Regions from separate parts of the Homo sapiens genome. Here regions 2 and 3 are each linked to region 1. Evidence: chromatin contacts called from ENCODE Hi-C or POLR2A ChIA-PET data. All regions are on one chromosome and are shown on one strand. Each heading gives the region's core, a stretch centred on a gene start or an enhancer-like site at or near the end of the contact. The rest is flanking DNA. Distances are from core to core; before and after follow the strand shown. Region 1 holds the start of P2RY1 (purinergic receptor P2Y1). Region 2 holds the start of MBNL1 (muscleblind like splicing regulator 1). Region 3 holds the start of LINC02917 (long intergenic non-protein coding RNA 2917).

Region 1 (4,472 bases), core at 47-2,546:
GTTAATGTGTCATGTAAAAATACATTAACTAGTAACTTGTCAAGAAGTGCTAGATTCCATTCTTGTGCGGGTCCATTTATATATGTTCCTGAACAGCTAATATTTCATTTAGTTTCCAATTAAACTTGCTCAAATACATTTTTGAAGTGCATTGCTTAAAATTTACATTCAAGGCAAGAAAACGAGTTTGTCAGTAAATGTAGTAATTAAGGAAGTCCCAAGTCTGTATTTTTAAGATACTAGAGGTAATTGTAACTAATCACTTTAACTTAAAGAAATAGAATTGGAAATACCCCCCTCCCCCCGCCACCCCCTACCAAAACCATACCTTAGTCACTTTGGAATTATAACCGTCTTTTACGTCTATCAATATAAATGTATTGCATTTGGCATTCAAATTACTTTCAAAGGGATAAATTTCGAATTTTTTTTTTTCATTGTAGCTTCTGATCTTTAAATGTACTGAACAGGAGGATTTGGGGAGCTTGTCTTGTCTGATAGGTGTTAAGTATCTATGACGACAAATTTGAGCTGAAGCAATGTGCAATATGGACTAGTAATATCTTCACAAGACTATTTTGGAAATTCTCACGTTGATGTTATTAATGACGTGGGTTTATTAGCATTTGGGTAATTAAGAAAAAACAGTACTAGAATTTAAAAAAAAGAAAAAAAAAGGTAAGAAGGGCGAAACAGAGTTCTCCACTCCTCTCCCAACCCTCATTCCTTTGGAGGCTCGCGCCCTCTTGGAATAGCAGGTTCCTGCATGTGCCAGAAATCCGGTCCCGGCAAAGCTAGACGCTCTGCAATGACAGGCGTTCCCAGCTAGGGACTCCTGGCTGCTTGGAGCTTGAAAACACCTGGCGTGGTTCTCGAGGGCCCTAGAGGCTCCTGCTACGGACTGGTCGGCTCTGGGGTTGTAGGCAGAAGGCTCTAAGCGGTCGGAAGGGTTTCCTGTGTGTCAGCAACTTCACTTTGCCGAGATAGCTGGCGGAAGAGGGAAGGAGCGCTCGCGGGCCAATCGCCTGCCAGCAGCCACCTTGGAGCGCACCCCTCTCCCTCGCCGCCGACTCCGGTAGCAGCGTGCCGGCAGAGGCTGAACACACTCGGCCTCGGCGGAGACCTGCTCCCCAGAAGACGCCTCCTGCTTCCCACTGCGCCCTGGAGGACGCGGGCTGGCTGCTGGGCGAGCTCGGCGGAGGCACGCCCCTCGCCTCCCCGCGGAGTGCGGACTCGCCCCGGTGCCCAAACTCCGCCCACCCTCTAGGGAGCTCCGCTCTCCCGCCTAACCCCGGCACTCCGGACAGAGCTGGGCCTGGGGAAGGGGTTCCTGAACTACGCGGACGCCGAACGGGACGCGCTGCAGAAGCGCACGAGTCTGCGGCCACGCGCGCTCCGATGGCTGCCAGGAGCTGAGCTCAGGGTGGGCGGAGGAAGCGGTTAGACGCCCCGAAACTGAGCTGCACGTTTCTAAGGTAGGGAGGAGGAAGATGCCCCCAATTAAGTTGATCTTTGAGCCAAGGAGGCTGGGGAGCAGCCTCCCCAAGCTAGAGCCCTGCAGAGCGAGTTTCCCTTGACCTCGCTGCGCCTCTGGCGCGCTCTGCAGCGCGGACCCGCGGCCCCTCGGGAAAGCGCAGTCGGAAAGTTATCCGCGGCGGTTCCCTGCGCGCCCTGTTGTGTAAGCTCGGCGTTGCCAGCGGACGGAGAAGTTGCTGGCTTGCCCGATAGCCCAGTTCGGTGGCGGCCCGGGGCGGATTTCATGGCCCGCGGCGAACGCGGGGCCAGAGCTGGCGTGGGCGAGCCCCTGCGCGCCCCCTCCCGCGGGGATCCAGTTCGCCTGCTCCCTTCCGCTCGCTGGCTTTTCCGATGCTTGCTGCGCCCCTGGCCGCCGCTGCCCTCTCGCCGCCTCCTACCCCTCGGAGCCGCCGCCTAAGTCGAGGAGGAGAGAATGACCGAGGTGCTGTGGCCGGCTGTCCCCAACGGGACGGACGCTGCCTTCCTGGCCGGTCCGGGTTCGTCCTGGGGGAACAGCACGGTCGCCTCCACTGCCGCCGTCTCCTCGTCGTTCAAATGCGCCTTGACCAAGACGGGCTTCCAGTTTTACTACCTGCCGGCTGTCTACATCTTGGTATTCATCATCGGCTTCCTGGGCAACAGCGTGGCCATCTGGATGTTCGTCTTCCACATGAAGCCCTGGAGCGGCATCTCCGTGTACATGTTCAATTTGGCTCTGGCCGACTTCTTGTACGTGCTGACTCTGCCAGCCCTGATCTTCTACTACTTCAATAAAACAGACTGGATCTTCGGGGATGCCATGTGTAAACTGCAGAGGTTCATCTTTCATGTGAACCTCTATGGCAGCATCTTGTTTCTGACATGCATCAGTGCCCACCGGTACAGCGGTGTGGTGTACCCCCTCAAGTCCCTGGGCCGGCTCAAAAAGAAGAATGCGATCTGTATCAGCGTGCTGGTGTGGCTCATTGTGGTGGTGGCGATCTCCCCCATCCTCTTCTACTCAGGTACCGGGGTCCGCAAAAACAAAACCATCACCTGTTACGACACCACCTCAGACGAGTACCTGCGAAGTTATTTCATCTACAGCATGTGCACGACCGTGGCCATGTTCTGTGTCCCCTTGGTGCTGATTCTGGGCTGTTACGGATTAATTGTGAGAGCTTTGATTTACAAAGATCTGGACAACTCTCCTCTGAGGAGAAAATCGATTTACCTGGTAATCATTGTACTGACTGTTTTTGCTGTGTCTTACATCCCTTTCCATGTGATGAAAACGATGAACTTGAGGGCCCGGCTTGATTTTCAGACCCCAGCAATGTGTGCTTTCAATGACAGGGTTTATGCCACGTATCAGGTGACAAGAGGTCTAGCAAGTCTCAACAGTTGTGTGGACCCCATTCTCTATTTCTTGGCGGGAGATACTTTCAGAAGGAGACTCTCCCGAGCCACAAGGAAAGCTTCTAGAAGAAGTGAGGCAAATTTGCAATCCAAGAGTGAAGACATGACCCTCAATATTTTACCTGAGTTCAAGCAGAATGGAGATACAAGCCTGTGAAGGCACAAGAATCTCCAAACACCTCTCTGTTGTAATATGGTAGGATGCTTAACAGAATCAAGTACTTTTCCCCTCTTTAACTTTCTAGTTTAGAAAAAAATCAAACCAAGAAAATAGTGAGTTAAAAAAATAATAGAAGTAGAAATGCCCACATCCACACTTAGCTTGTTTGGGTTTGCTTTCACAGTCTCTCTTCCTTCTGACTAGAAGTATGTATAATAAAACAATACTACCTAGTTAAACATTTACTTTCTCTTTTGCCTTTAAAATGTGCAGGCTTTTCTGTTTAAAGTGTGTGTGCACATGAGTACTGGGGCTGTTTTTGATATTAGTAATTTCTCTAAGAAAACTAGCCCCCTGCAACTTGAGTTTGTGGTTTATCTAGCCTTTATTGTTTTTTTAAAATCCACAGTAGGAATAAAAAATCTATATTCTCAGAAATATCTAGCATGGTATATAACAAAACACTAAACTCATCAGTTCATCCGGCATCAGATCAATGGATCTCTGAGCGGGGTGTTTTTTTCAGTGTCTTATAAGCATAGATGATAGTTGACTGAGTTTCTTTAGGGCATTGAATAGACAAGTAAAGCTAATGAATTTAAAAGCCTGAAAAGTGATTGTTTTCCAGTTATTTCTGGAAAAGGTCTCATTATATATTGGGTGCTAAATGTTTGATGGGGAAAGCCTGCATATATTATCGTACTGGTAAAATGCATTCAAAATAATTAAAGTGCATGTATTTTCCTTGTAAACACCATGAGCTCTCTTAGACATCTTGTGATAAAGAGCATTTACTTGCCCCACTGCTGTGCAATGCCTTAGGACTTTGTTTGTGTTCCAGGACAAGTGTTCACTCACATCTGTAAAAACAATTTTAAGAATTGCAAATAAATTACAGACCAAAGATTGAGTAAAGTCAAATAACTGTTAGTAAGTTGAAGGATATTGGACAGGAGGACAGTATTTCAGAAAAGGAGAGGTTGACAGTCATCCACAAGGCATAGCCTCCAAGTATACTCTCAAATGTATGAAGCAACTGGGGTGGGCAGAAGACATTTTAGAATGAGGGCTTTAGTTTAAATTAAAGTCATGGTGGAGAAGACTCTTGCTTCCTCCAAGTGTTTGAAAACACAAAATGCGATATGAAAAGAAGAAATAGAATTTGTATAGGTTGCATTGATAGAATGGGAAGCTATAATCTTTGAATAAACCTTACATCTCAATATTTAAAGAAAAAACATATATATGGAGGGAAATATAGAGAATTAAAGTACCTAGATGCCATAGCACTGAAAAGTAAAGTACTACTCAAACTACTAATAGAAGACTATTGGTCAGTGTTTTCTATTATATTTGTTCTCTGCCAGGTGTTAATGAAAAATTTGTAAAATGCTTCAAC
Region 2 (4,458 bases), core at 1,772-4,271, 570 kb before region 1:
TCTAAATGAGGAACTATTAACTTTTTATTACAATAATGATTTTTTAGTAATTTCCATAGTTTGAAATGTGGTTAGGATGCTACTGGCAGTTGAAAGCTGACAACATGATTGAATAGTTTTAACATGATCTGGTGTTTGTTACAGTGCTTTAAAATTTTAAATATTATCATTCATGTTATAATGTTATCCAGTGATAGTCAATTAGGCCAAATCAGTGGTAATTTAGTGTTATATCACAATTTATTTGGACTCGAGTTATAGATTGACCATTGCTTTGTGAGTTTTCTTAGCCATTCTGTTTTTCTGTATCTAATGTAAAATAACATTTTTTCTCCTTTTTTATTTACCAGGATGGTTATTCTACTGTTTCTAACATTAAAGGATCATCCTTGTATTTCTTTGTATTCTGTCATGGAGTAAAAAACATGTCTCATCTCAGTTTCCATTTCTCTTTTGCTCCCAGAAGTCCCCCCTCCTCCAGTGTTGAAGTAGAAATATAATTTCCCCTTTTGCACCATAAGCAGGTTCAAAAGTCCTGTGTTTCACCATGTTGCTCCAAACAGCAAATTTTCTAACCCACATGAAAAAAGAACACTACAGTTCTAACTTGGAATTCTACAAGGGTTTGAGAACAATTGAAAATAAATTTCTACCACTAGGATTAGTCCTTAGTGGTTCGCAGGCATTCTAAGCAGAGGGGCATGGAAGCTAGCTAGGGCACCAACCTGCTAGCAGATGCAAAGTTTGCTCTACTAAGAAGTTAGGCCTTTAATATCACAGACAATGGGAGGCAAAATGAAGACATAAAAAGGCAAGTAGCAAGCAATTCAGTAGGCTAAGCCAGGGATTTGAGAGTCTCCCAAGGCTCCTCCCTTCCTCATTCCCTGCATGAGTCATTTTTCCAGTCTGTCCACACCCATTCACCCCTCCATCCCACACTCTCATTCACCCTCCAAGCTGCCGTCACAGGAACTTTCTGCAATACAAGTCCAGACTCCATCTCTGGCCCTTGCTGCCTAAACTTTCCTAGTTCATTAGTTTTGGCAGTAAAGTTGAGACTCGTTAGATCAACACAGACCTACTTTTAGTGTCATCTCCTGCCACTCTCCTGTACTACCCTACCCTCGCTTCTCACAGAAAGGCTGAGAAGGCTGGCAGACCCCTTGTATATACCCTGCTCCTTTCGTTTTCTTTGAGACAGGGTCTTTTAATGTCACCCAGGCTGGTCTCAAACTCCTGGCCTCAATCCTCCCTCCATGGCCTCCCAAAGTGCTGGGATTACAGGTGTGAGCCATGCCATCCAGCCTGCCCTGCTCTTTTCTCTTCTCCACCTGGACTCTACTCCCTTTTGATCTTGCCAACTTCTACACACCTTTCAAGGCACCAGTTAAATGTAAATCCTCCAGGAACCCTTCCTTTGCCATCCTCAGAGCCCTCATTGGATTGCTTCCCACATACAGCACTTATCCCTTATGCAGAATTAATCGGTTTGTCTCTCACCTACTAGAGGCGTTATCCTTGAGTGTAGGGACTGTCTTATCCATTCTTGCATCACTGGCATAGTAGGCACTAAATGTAGTTGCTGAATGCTTAATAAGAGGAATGGAAGTCTTCGTAGCTTGGGGTAGATACTAATGGGCAGATAGAAAGTTCCCATCCCTGTTCTCTGAGAAAGTGTCAGTGTTCTTTTAGTTTGCTTAAACTGTGTGGGTACTTGAGTCCTTTTAAACGATTAACGCTGGGAAGAGGCACCATTTAATTAATTAATTTGTTCTGGAAGGGATCAGTGTACAATTTTAACTCAGTGCTTTGTGGATCTAGCTAAAGGTCAAGAACTAAAGTCGGCTATTAGTGCCTCTGGAAGATATTTCTGCACTTTAGCACCTTTCTGATGTTTTTCCTTCACCTCGAGCTGGCCTCACTCTCTTCAACAAAACCGAACCTGCAGGAAGAATGTTGTACCATATCCAGCATTTTTGTCCCAACAAACATGGGACAAACGTTTTTCACTAGAATCATCCTTGAACAAGTTATCCGAATTCCTTACATTCAAAGGAAATCCTGCCCCCAGTCTCCAAAACTTCATCACATCACAGACGTTCAGGATTCTTTCCATTCAAAGCAAAGCCAAGTTACATCTTATAGCACCCAGTGAATTATGATATGGGGCTGCGGTTTATTTGCTCTGGCGACAATATGGCTTACTTGCCGTGGAATATCCCGGTATTTCAGAAGTAACATATTATTTTTAAAGAGGGAGCTTTGCTTTCTCTAAATCACATGGTGCAAAGTTGGGAATACAGTGGCCTGTAAATTACAAATATTATTTACAAACTAGAAGGAAAGCTGACATGTGTTTGTGCCTGTGTGACAGTTTCACTAAGGAATTCCAAAACTGTGGATAGCCTGTTACTTGAGAAAAATACACGGTGGCAGTCTTGCAGATGTTTTTCCCGCCTGTTAGCCCTCCAGGTTCAAAAACTGTTTGGTGCATTTTAAGGCGGCAGTCTCACCAGATCGCAGGATTCTAGTCTAATTGGCTTCTAACCTTCAATCTAACCTTGCCGGCTTCCTTGCAAAGCCCGGTGCAAGGGCCTCTTTCAAAATGAACCCACTGGTGTGCCTAGCAGTCGGTAGAAGAAGCGGGAGGGCGTCCGGTCTGCACGCCCGCCGCGAGGTTACAATGCTGAACGCATGAGATGGAAGATACCAACGGGAGGCCGAGGGGATCCACGGCGCCCGCGCGGGCTCCGGCTTCCTCCTGCTCTCGGCGCCGCTGGGCGACCGCCCATGACCCGCTCTTGCGGGCTCTGTCCGGTTGACAGGCGACCCTGTGGCCCGGGGAAGCGCGGGAGGGCGCCGGCGGAAAGTTGAAGAGCGTTTTTCTCGCCGCCGCGTGCATTAGGAGCTCGACGAGTCCGCCCTGGGCTTCCTGGTGGGGCTGGGCGGGCGGGGGAGGGGCCGCGCAGCAGCAGCGGAAGCCAGACCTCGGCGATAAGAGGCTGCACAGCGACATGCAACAGTCTTTTCACTGCAGCTGAATGAGTTGTGGCGCCCACAATGCTCCCATGACAAGGAGCTGACAAGTTCCATTTTCCGTCGCGGGCATCTTGGAATCATGACTCCCACAATGCCTTGGGCACTTGGTCGACAGTGGGGCCGCCTCTGAAAAAAAAATGTGAGAGGTAAGTTTCCATTTTCACAGTTTCCCCGCGCCGCTTCATTGTTCGGACTCCGGCGGGTCTGCCCGTGGCTGAAGGAGGAAGTGCGAGGAGGTGCTCGCCGGCCGCGGTTCTCCCGGGCAGGGGCGGGCCGCTCGCGGTAGTTGGTTTCGCGTCCCTCAGCACCTCCTGCCCGGGGGAAGGCGGGAGGGTGAGCCGCAGCCGCTCCTGCGCCCTTCCCTGCCGCGGGCTCTGCGGACGCTGTCACGGCACAGCCCGCGCACGGCTTGGCAGCCCAGCGGGACCCAGGGAGAAACAGGGGGGCGAGAAGAGAAACAGGTGCGTGCAAGTGTACTCACAACTTAATGACCTTTGTCGGGGGAAGGTGTGAGTCCCTCTGAGTCGAGCGGCGCGCGGGTCTTCCCGGCGGCTCCCGCATCCCTGGCCCCGGGGCTGCCATCCCGCCCGGTTTTCATCTGGGCCAAATATGTGCACGCAAAGGTTAATTCTCTGCTTGCTACCCATAAATTACGCATGACATGTTTAGCTGGGCTGCCTTATATGGAGAGTGCTGTATTTCAGGCCAGTTTGCCTTTTGCCAAGTTTACAGGGCGGAAGACGCCCTGTAGGAGAGGGCTGCCTCCTCCTTTTCTTCTTCTTCTTTTTTTTTTCATCGTTTTGTAGTGCGTCACTCAAAAACTGTAAGAAAAGTAAGTATAGAAGCTCTTTGGGTGGAGCCGCAGTTGGTTGAATTGCTTTCATGAAAGGTTGAAAAGAATGAAAAGTAGTTAGTACTTGGGTTCTGGTTTTTAGACAAAAGCAGGACAAATATGTAGCCACCCCCCAACTTTTTTTTTTTTTTTTAAACGGAGCCGGAATCTGTTATTGGTAGTAATGTGTCATGTGAGAATACTTTGATTCCAGAGCCTGTAACACGAGCAGGTATATGGTGGCGCTTATGCCTTCCCCTCGCACAGCACTTTACAACTACAGGGGTGTTGCTGCCAGAGTAATATTGTATTCTTAAGGCTCTCTGGGGCCGGGAGAGTATGCGGCTGTTGGGATTCTGGGGTGTATTTCCGTGGAGTATGTCTCCCCAGGATTAAAGTTAAGAAGCTGCCGGAAAGGTTGTTGCCGCTGACTTCACTTTGTGTGCCCACCAGCACAGGCACAAGTCATAGCAGATGGATGGCAAACTCTGCCATATACTCTGAGGAGTTTCTTAAATTAATACGCTAGGAGAGAAGTCATAATTAATGCTTTTAGACTTTCGAGCCCTCTGCAGCGTGCTTTGAAA
Region 3 (4,137 bases), core at 1,100-3,599, 630 kb before region 1:
GAGAAAAGTAATCGGGGCTTTCACTGCAATCCAGTAGATGAATACATTATTTATTGATAACCTTTGTTATGTGTACACAGCTGGGGATGGAGGTGTGGTCAAAGTGTGGTAGAGATCACCAGAGGACACTTCAGACACCACTAGGACTGGTATGGCTTTCTCCTCTTCACTCCTGTTTTAAAGATTGCTCAGACTTTTTCAAGAAATGTGTAGAAATATGTTTGAGGCTCAGCATGCTTCTCTTATTTTGCTGATGAAGAGTCTCTGGCATTAGCCAGACTTCTTGGAATAGTAATATTTTTTAATAGCAAACTAACATGTCCTCTAACAAAAACCTTCCCTTCCCACTTTTTTTTAACCAGTTTGCTGAGTATCATGTTAGTATTCACTTTTTTCTTCATAAGAGCCTAAAATGCCTTGCATTTTGGCAAAGTGAATTTATTTTATTTTTTAGCTTCTACATTATTTAAAACAAAAAGTGTCGACTGCTTGAACTTTCATTTTTATATCAATCAATATTTCCTGGTCTCCTTTTCAAACGAGCTGACTTTTCTGAAGATTTTTAAGAGGCCACCTGATTTCAGGAGTAAAAATAAATAAATGAGAAGAAAGTATTTACTATTTTCAACTACATCTGTGGCAAAGAATCAAAATGTGCATATATCCCAACTGCGAAGTATCTCTAGTTAAAATATAAGCTGTTTAACATTAACTTTAATGTTAGCAACCTCACAAATGCCTTCTCTACAAGTCAGGGCCTCACAGAAAGCCATAAAAGGAAAGGAATATAATTTCTCTTGCTGGCACTTACTGAAAAGCTAAAATAGAATAGTAACAGAAATCATATTTGCCAGCCCTAACTGAAGGAATTGTGAAACATCTCAGAAGATTGTAAGTTATTATAAAAATGTTGTAATTACCATGCTATTAACTATGCCTTATAGGAGTTGAAACTTTTGTTTAACCAAAAATTATTTCAAGAACAGACAGCTAATTACTTACATTTAGAAAATATATTGCATACAAAGATATGGAGCATTTTAAAACGTAGCTTTAGGTTGAAATGCAGTAGTCCATTTTTTACTCCCTAATAAGAACTAGGATTTTTGAAATGATATTTTCAAGTATAGTAATAATATCTTTGAAATAATTCACTTATTTTTCCAGTTGCTGGCTTCAAAAGATTTTTAAAAACTGTGTCATTTATTTCATAAATTCTGAATTCTTTAAAGCAAACATGAGTGTGTGAAAGTTAGTTAAAGCACACCTACAGTAAGAAATTACGTGATTCTTACAGTGAGTTATTGCTCTTTTTAAAAGTGATTCATTGACTATGGCTTGGGTAGCTTAACCCTTTGAAGTACACATATCTGCATATACAGATTACACATGTTTTGAAAAAATGAGTAAGTTTTGAATTACAGGTATGTATGTGGAATTGTGAGGTCAATACAGAAAGTTTGGATAAAATGCCACTTTGGCAGAACGCTAAAGATTAGTGTCAGCTGTGGGATCTTTTTGTTGATGTAATAATGCACATTTCAGTTCACCTTAAACAATGACTATCTTGACTACTGTATTATGTCATTATATACTGCATTTATGGCTCTTTCAGGAATAATTGTGAAAGCTTTATTGAATTATTTTTCATTTCTTTTCTAATTACAATTTTCAATTTATGTCATATCCAAGGGAACATAACAAGAAACTAAATCAATTTATTTCTCTGTGTTTCTTTTTTAATAAAAAGAAAACTAAGCTTTTCTGATTTTTTTCTGAAATTGCTTTTTTATGCTTTCTTAAAAACAAATTTATCTTTAAATTTAAATTCAAATATGAAACCCCTTGCCAAGATACATGTTTAGCTTTTTTTTTCCTTCAGAGAATTTTTTTCCTGGTAAGAATAATTTATATGGCTGAGGCTTTAGTCCCAAAACAGTTTTAAATTGAAAAAAAAGTGGCTTTTAAGAAACCGAAATGCCCATTTTTTGTCTTAAATGAGTCTACCAATGCCTCCTTTCTCCTTTCCTCCACTATCCTCCCTCACTCACACTTCAACAAGTATACCCCCACACTATTTTTCACACTGTTTCTTCCCTAGAGTAAGTCCTTTTCAGGCTACCTGGTGGTTTGTCCACAGCCTAGGCAATGCAAATATCACCCAAATGAGTCCCTGAGATACATGTTAATAGAAGCTATACAATGTAATGTTAAGAACCAGTTGGCTTCTCTGTCTCCAAATACTGATCTAATACATGTTTGCAGATTAGATTTACAATGGATGAATTTACATACAGTTCTGTGCTCTGTAGAGAAATGTAGTTGCTTTAGAGTCGGAACGGCAAAATGTGGCTCTTCTGAACCTAGAAGAGAAAATTCTGACCCCTCCTCCTTCCCCATTTTAATGGTTTGACTAACCACAGACAAACACCCTTAGCATATTTGGGGAAGTAAGTTGTTATTTTATCGGTTTGAGGACTTCTCTAAACTTATCTTTTATATGCTCTCCAGCCCTAGGCTGTGATGTTTTCTGGTTGTCTTTAAATATCTGAAGAGGCAAAAGCTCTTGCTCTCAGTTCTTATTAACTTCTCGTCACAACAGGAATAGTCTGTTAATCTAATTTGCCTATAAACTTATTTTTTTCTTTCCTTGGTTTTCTACCCATAACATTCCCCAACTTAATTTGCTGCTTGGAACTTCTATATTGAAGACCACCCATTTCCTTATCTATTACCTGCTCATTCTTCACTGTGTCTATGGATATATCTGATGCTCTCTATTCTTAAAAGGATGAGAAAATAAGAAATAGGAAGAAACTGAGGGGTTGTTTTAAAACTCAACCAATAAATTATTGACATTACACCTAGCTGATACAAATCTATACACTCGTGGGTTCAAGAAATTTCATTTTCTTTTACGATCACGATTTAAAAGTGTAATTCTAACTCTGAGACATCTTCCCATTGGGATGACAGGAAATTCAATCCCAGGCACTCTCGGTACTCCCCATCTTCTCTCCCTCCTCTTCCCCCAGGCCCAGAGTGTTAAGGAATAGAAGTCACAAATATGATGTGGAAACAGTAAAAGGTGGCACCTTTTCAAGATTGTGCCCCTCCTCTACATAGGCCCATCTGATTTCTGATCTTGCTTGGACAGATCTTCTGTATTTTCAACAGAAGGCATAAATGTGAATTTTTATGTGAATTCTCTCAAATTATAAATATTTATTTAAATGATGCCATTTAAAAATATATAGCTTTAAGCCAATTCAGCCCATTGGCCACCATTTTACAACTTCTATCTTGGACATGGTAAGTGCCATAAGGGCACTTGCCATCAGGCTGCTTCGGCCTTTCTGCCCTGCGTGAAGGCAAGGGTCGGCCTGGCTATCTGTCTGATAACTTTTCAGAGCCCAGGGGCTCAGGGGAGATGCTCACTTAGATAGCCTCTACCCTAACATTTGGTGATTATCATTTATTACAGAGTACTTTGTGCTTCAGGAGTTCTCTAGTTCTAAAGGTTATTTGCACAAGCAAAACAATAAAAAATTAATTACACCAAATAGTAGGCATTGCATGGTTCTTATCAGGTGAAACTAGAGGAAGTATTTGGCATGTTTCTTTATTCTTTGCAGAGATTCCATAATTCCAACACTATGAGGAATATATTGGTAAAAGGAGAGAAGCTGGTGTCTGGCCCCCTAATACATGATGTGCTTCAAAAGTCCAGGCATGAGCAAATAGAAGATGTGTGAATCTGGACATGGATAAGGGAAAGAATGGAAAATAAAATTGCAAGAGATGATGTAGAGTAAACTGGATAGGATTTGGTACCAAAGATATAGACAGTGATTGGAGGAGGGCAGAGTAGACACAGATGTCTACAGTTTAAGGACTCTATGGATAAGAGGATGAATTTTCCCTTCAACAAAATATTGACTAATGCCAAATTAGTTTCAGATGATCTATAATCAGTTCTATTTTCAACAAATCAGATCATGACTCTCCGCATCTTAAAAGTTTCCATTGGCTCTCTGATACAAATGGGACACATTTTAGCCTCTTCTACTTGGTCTAAAAAGTCCTTTAACATACAACCTCAAACTGCCTCTCTAGTCCTTACATAGCACCCTGAAT

The links. A loop is a pair of places that touch in the nucleus more often than their neighbours do. ChIA-PET counts read pairs that join two places held with the same protein, here RNA polymerase II (POLR2A). Pooled maps may share reads with other maps.
Region 2: a pooled map shows a loop between it and region 1 (2.7-fold over the local background). The contact joins the promoter of MBNL1 here to the promoter of P2RY1 in region 1. A Hi-C loop is called at or near these places in 4 of 50 pooled maps. POLR2A ChIA-PET finds 5 or more read pairs at or near these places in 3 of 52 experiments (WTC11 and activated naive CD8-positive, alpha-beta T cell).
Region 3: a loop to region 1 is called in a map of cardiac septum, with 3 times the contacts of the local background. The contact joins the promoter of LINC02917 here to the promoter of P2RY1 in region 1. A Hi-C loop is called at or near these places in 1 of 168 maps with a recorded cell type or tissue (cardiac septum) and 1 of 50 pooled maps.

What each region holds. Positions count from the first base shown.
Region 1 is chr3:152,833,835-152,838,306 of GRCh38, forward strand. It overlaps P2RY1 (purinergic receptor P2Y1), which reads left to right and starts at 1,297. Exons shown (of 1, transcript NM_002563.5): 1 at 1,297-4,472. The coding sequence starts at 1,949. The coding sequence ends at 3,070. RefSeq lists silencers at 1,204-1,253, 1,966-2,260 and an enhancer at 1,434-1,533.
Region 2 is chr3:152,265,908-152,270,365 of GRCh38, forward strand. It overlaps MBNL1 (muscleblind like splicing regulator 1), which reads left to right and starts at 3,022. Exons shown (of 10, transcript NM_021038.5): 1 at 3,022-3,185. It overlaps MBNL1-AS1 (MBNL1 antisense RNA 1), which reads right to left and starts at 3,719. Exons shown (of 2, transcript NR_027038.1): 1 at 3,521-3,719; 2 at 1-3,165. RefSeq lists enhancers at 2,225-3,067, 2,510-2,609, 3,068-3,909 and silencers at 2,800-2,859, 2,910-2,959, 3,360-3,469.
Region 3 is chr3:152,203,078-152,207,214 of GRCh38, forward strand. LINC02917 (long intergenic non-protein coding RNA 2917) reads right to left here and starts at 2,350. Exons shown (of 3, transcript NR_186000.1): 1 at 2,296-2,350. It overlaps LOC101928166 (a long non-coding RNA gene), which reads right to left and starts at 2,352. Exons shown (of 3, transcript NR_136178.1): 1 at 2,296-2,352. RefSeq lists a silencer at 1-197.